2 separate regions of the Mus musculus genome follow, and region 2 is linked to region 1. Evidence: chromatin contacts called from ENCODE Hi-C or POLR2A ChIA-PET data. All regions are on one chromosome and are shown on one strand. The core of a region is the stretch at or near the end of the contact, and the rest is flanking DNA. Distances in the headings are between cores, read along the strand shown.

Region 1 (2,877 bases), core at 277-2,776:
GTTCCTATCAATATTTACTAATAACAATTTAAGATGGAGAAAACTTTTAACTAGCTTAAAAGTTTCTATGCAGGGCTTCATGTAACCCAACATGTTCTGCTTTTTGTTGTTTTGGGACAGGACCTCACCGGCAGCTAGACTGATCTGGAACTATATAGTTCTGCTGCCTCCAACTTGGAAGAACCCTCATATTCTCAAATGCTAGCTGACGTTACAGCTGTAAGTCACCCATGCCGGCTTACAGGCATGTAAACAATATAACATCTTAAACATTTTTCCTTTCTTTTTCTCTTTTTGAGATGGGGTCTCACCACATAGCTCTGGAGTAGACTAGGCTAGCCTTGAATTCAGAGATCCACCTGCCTCTGGTTCTGGAGTGCTTAAAGGTGGGTGCCATTACACCAGGCATAAACAGCATTTAAAATGAAAATTAACTCGGTAAACAAATGTTATCCAAAATGTGAGAATTTCCAAATTTCTTAAGTTCCAATTTAATAGAAGGGTAGGTGTGTTTTAGTTCTGCCTCTATCTATAGTCAGTCATGTGTTGCTTTGGTTGGTGTATGTGAAGAAAATTTGACCTTACAGATCTAAAAAAAAAAAAAAGCCAGGTGGTGGTGGCGCACACCTTTTTAACCCCAGCACTTGGGAGGCAGAGGCAGGCGGATTTCTGAGTTCGAGGCCAGCCTGGTCTACAAAGTGAGTTCCAGGACAGCCAGGACTATACAGAGAAACCCTGTCTCAAAAACAAAAACAAAAAAACAAAACAAAACAAAAACAAAAACAAAACAAAACCCACTTCCATGGCAGGTGAGATGGTAGAAAACCAATCCCCTCAAATTGTCCTTTGATCTCTAAACATGATCCACACACACACACACACACACACACACACACACACACACACACAGAGAGAGAGAGAGAGAGACACAGACACAAGTCGCTAAAGTATATATATAAATTTAAAAAGGGACCAGGTGGCTGACATCTGTCACTTGGAATGCAGAGGTAGGAGGAATGCGTGGTATTGGAGGCTATTATTCGTTTCGTAAAAACTAAACCAAACTAAACAAAAAACAAAAACAAAAACAGAGGACACTAAATTAGCTCTTTATCACCTTTGTCCTCCAACCCTGGTCTTGGCCTTGGGTGTTTTCTCTTGGTTCAGAGCTATTCCTTCGCACTATGCATAGATGCACAAATGCAGGAATTTGTAGTCTGTGGCAACAGTTTCCCCTCGATGTTTCCGTACATCTACCTTGTTCTTTTCATGGGGTATTCCATAACGGGGATGTATTCAGTTTGTCTTCCCTTACCGACGGATGGACTAGGTTTCTCGGTTTTGTCATCTCACCACCCCTGCCCCGGGGTTAAGGGATGGCGACAAAGCTGTGAGGTCTTCCCTCGGGGATCAGCCCTGGTGGAGCAGGGCTAACTAACCATCAGGGGCGGAAACCTCCGGCTTGGCAGGTCGGCAGCCTGCTTCCGGGAAGCCGACCGGAAGCCGCTCCGGGTGCTGCGACAAACCTGACTTCAGGGGCCGTCGTAAAAGTGTCGTCCCTGTCGCGTCGGGCCGGCCACAGGTTTCCGCTAGCTGGCGGCCGGGGGTCGGGAACTGCGGGCGTTCGTTTCCCTTAAGATGGCGGACGAAGAGATGGACGGCGCCGAGAGGATGGACGTCAGCCCGGAGCCTCCCCTGGCCCCGCAGCGGCCGGCATCGGTGAGTCTTCATCTGCTAGCGCCTTTTGTCCTCTCCACCAACAGCTTCCCACCGCGCCTGGGAGGGTTTGGGGCTCCGCTTTCTATGGCGGCACTGGGGAAGGGGAGTCCTAGGATTGAAGGATCGACCCTCCCTCCCCCGATAAAGTTAGTCGTCTCCTACACACATTCCTGCCAGCCAGGTCTACGGAGTTTAATGACTGTCATCTATTAAGTCTCAACGTGCTCAGACACGCATGTCTCTATTTTGAAGTAGAAAGAACTCGTGCACATTTAGGTGGGTTTGATGTAGGAGCTGAGATGAGGTTGGAGAAGGCCATTTTTCGGTAGACGCATTGCTGACCCCTCTTGTTGATAGGCATCGGGACCCGGACCAGCACCTGGTGTGATATAGCATTGTCGGGTGGACTTGATAGTGGCAGTGAGTGTTGCGGCTGGCAAGGCATGGCCAGATATCCATTATTGCAGCGTCTTGAGAACCTTCGATCTGGCCCCCAGTGAGGGAAATTTGTCATTTGTCATGCCTTTTATATATGAGAAGGGACATTTCAAACGAGAGAATACTGGAATCTATACTTGGCTATTAGATTTTTGAAGGGCTGAGAAAGGAGAGGTAGAATAAAATTGAGTCAACAGTCTGGCTGCGTGGAGAATACGAACAGAGTAGGCTGAAAGGTGGGGTAATGTTCACAAATGTTCTGATGTGGTCCCTTCAGATAACTAGAAGGGAGGGAGGTCCTTAGGAAGTACTCACTATTGATCACAACATGTTTTATCAGTTTGTCTATAGCTGCATATGGAAAAGTGTGGGAAACATACCCGCACCCACGCAAACCCATTGTATATACACATACCTGTTAGTGAAGTTGTTTGTAGTTTTAATAAACTCATTCTTGGCTTACTTTACCCCAGCAGACTCTAGAACATTATTTTATGAGACAAGAGAATGACTCAGAAATAAGTCAACCACGGAGACTAGAGAGAATGTCTGTAAGATAAAAAACCATCAGGGACAGAGTTGGAATAAGACTATATGCACTAGATCAGCACTTGGCAGTCTTCCTCCTCCATCCCAAAAAGCAGTTGAAACTCACTTCACCACTGGTAATGTAGCTTAGATGAAAACAGCTAGAAAATGTTTCCAAGTAGATAAACTGGT
Region 2 (2,858 bases), core at 258-2,757, 170 kb before region 1:
AGCTCCCAACTATTTCTTATGACATGTCCTACATGGAAATCAGGGTCAGGCTCTCCTGCCTTTCTCCTCCCCGTTCAATACAATGCTGACCTTGGTTCTTCTCTCACTCCCTTCCTTTCCCTTCCACCCGCTTCCTCTTTTTTTAAGACAACAACAGACTTTACATTAGCTCTTAGGCCAATGTCTTACACTGACTTTTCAAAGAGTTGTCATGAAAAAAAATCTGTAAATTAATAGAAAAAGAAAGGAAAAAATAAAGAGGGGGAAGGAAGTGGGGGGAAAGAGCAAGCATCTCCATCAGAGCGTGGATGAAAGCCAAAGGACATGCGCAAGGTGAGCTGTGCACTGCTGTGGAAAGTCACGCCATTTTAACCTGCCTCTGTGTCTCACCATCAGGATGTCCTCAGCACTAGTAGTAAGCTGATGTATAACTTGGAACATCTGGAAACATCTACAAATGAAAAAAAAAATGTCTTAACACACTTCCCTCATCAAAACCTGTTACTCAAGAAAAACCCTCAGAATGGAATTAATTAGTAAATTTGAGGTTAATAGTAAGTATATATTTAAATTTACAAAGAACTATAGGATACACCTTTTTTCAAAATTACATTGATCTAGAAAGACAATTTAATAGCTAAAATAAGATATTACTTATTTATATTGAAAAGTATGAAACAGCCATTCCTATTCTTTAATCCTGCCAGGACTAGCAAATAGAGAAAAATCAATCTGTCTTTATTTTCAAATCTAAGGAACAACTCAATATGACAAACAATATAAATCATTAAACATACTGTCAGTCTGACAGTTGGAAAAGCACTGTGAGTTAGGTTATATATTTTATGCCAGATGTCTACCCTATCTAAGTATTAAAATCTGATTCTTATATATTATAATCCCAAAATACAGCCACAAAAAATTCCCACAACCTCCCAAACTCACTCTTGTAAAGTCCTTTTCTTCCCCTTGTCAATCATGGTCATGTGACCATGAACGTTAAGATGTGGCTTCTTGGCTATCAGTTTCTTCATGGTACTGGAACTAATGGAGCCATTCAAGTGGGCATGGAGCTCCTAACACAAGAGGACAATCAGTTCACAAGAGTCCACGAGATCCAGAGCCCCATACATCAGGCCCTGGTGGCCTGGTTCCTAGTTGTAGTTTATACTAGGCCAGCTACTTGGTTCAGCTATACCCACTCTACAATTTCTACCCATAAGCTTTACTTCTCTTTTGTGGAAAACAATACAAAAGCCATTATACAGTAACAAGAACTCTGTAGTTAATTCTTACCACTTTTGGTAATTGCAGATAAAAGTCTGTCTTCCCAGGCCACTGCTGTCCGGCCTCCATCACTTCAGTAGAAGGAAAAGTTTCTCTTTGCTCTTATTCTCGGCTTGGACGATAAACTTATCAAAGTGGGAATCTCTGAGGTGCTGGACTTCCTTCAGATTGCCATTTTAAACAAGACTTGCACTATGTGTGGCTCTGGGATCACTTTCACCTACAATAACAAATGTAACTATTTTCAGATCTAACATGCAAACAGAAACACAGTCACTGCTGATATCTTCTTTTTACACCTCCCAAGCCCCCTCAACCCCCTGCTCCCACTAACTTAAGTTAAGCAAAGCTAACTTAGGTGTGTCTGCAATGGGGAAATGACTAGTAAAAAAAAAAAAGAACAAGAAAAAAAAAAACACCCGAAAACTAAAAATCCAGCGTTCGTCTGTCCCTTTAACTCTGGGCTCCTTTAATCTACTGCGTAGGTCAGGTTAGCTTACACATGTAGCACGAATTTGCTTTTACAAGAAAACATGTTATTTCATATTTACGTCGCACAAACACTTTCCTTAAATGGGTTGGGTCTGTCAGGCGAAAATCCTGTCTCTGGATGGAGGGTAGTATTTGCTGCCTCCTGTCTCTGATCCTTCTGGTCGACTAGATGCCTTTATTAACATATCTTGCACGCACTGAATCATTCTGCCACACAATCTGCTCTTCTAAGACCACTAACGAGTTCCTAACCCTAAAACATTTTCCAATAACCAAATCTTCATAGAAAATTTTTCTTGATCCAGTTGGACTCCAGAACTCATACTCTCAGCCGTTACATACTACTGCTCTGAGTTAACCATTCTTCAAGTCTTTCTATTTCCTTTCCTAATCCAAGCAGACACTAAATTAGTAAATGATGAAGTTTCTACGCATCTCTGGGAGTGCTTTCTTACTGGTATCTCCTAAGCATCAAATGTAGAAACTTTAAAAGTCCAACCTGGGTTGCTTCCTTTAAACAACAACGCCACAGGGAATAATCACATCTCTTCTATAGCGATTTTCAGCAGACATACTCAATACCACATACGAATCACAGAATCTTGGAAGTGGAGGGGAGTGTCATTTTTACATGCTGAATACTTACTCACTGTAGACCTAGCACAGAATTTAGACTACATGAGAATAAACAGCACGTACAGGGGCAGTGGGTTAATAATAATCAGTAATTATCCGTAAAGGTCTCTTTCTTCACTTTCCATATGGCCTAATTTAAGATCTAAATGAGTTCTCCCTCGCAACGAGAACACTCAATAAAGGAGCAACTGTTACTTTTGTGCAAGGACCAATCTACTCTGGATTGCTTAAGATCCGAGGTGCTGGTCCTCTTTTGCCGGACCAAACCGGTATCAGGTCGTCAGCCTCCGATTCACCTAAAAATGTTCTCAAATAAGAGGATCTACACAAGTTTTTTTTTTCCCTGCAGAAAATGCCTGTACAAAGAGGTAACTTGAGCTCTCCAAGCGCTAGCTGTTACCGAAGCAGCTGGCGTGTTCCCAGGAAAACGTAATTTGGAAAGG

The links. Hi-C counts contacts between places; a loop is a spot of excess contacts on that map. ChIA-PET counts read pairs that join two places held with the same protein, here RNA polymerase II (POLR2A).
Region 2: a map of regulatory T cell shows a loop between it and region 1 (3-fold over the local background). The contact joins the promoter of Adal here to the promoter of Ubr1 in region 1. A Hi-C loop is called at or near these places in 1 of 37 maps with a recorded cell type or tissue (regulatory T cell). POLR2A ChIA-PET finds 5 or more read pairs at or near these places in 4 of 5 experiments (Patski and embryonic stem cell).

What each region holds. Positions count from the first base shown.
Region 1 is chr2:120,969,364-120,972,240 of GRCm38, reverse strand. Ubr1 (ubiquitin protein ligase E3 component n-recognin 1) reads left to right here and starts at 1,526. Exons shown (of 47, transcript NM_009461.2): 1 at 1,526-1,719. The coding sequence starts at 1,639.
Region 2 is chr2:121,140,742-121,143,599 of GRCm38, reverse strand. It overlaps Adal (adenosine deaminase-like), which reads right to left and starts at 1,507. Exons shown (of 10, transcript NM_029475.2): 1 at 1,297-1,507; 2 at 946-1,076; 3 at 391-451. The coding sequence starts at 1,356.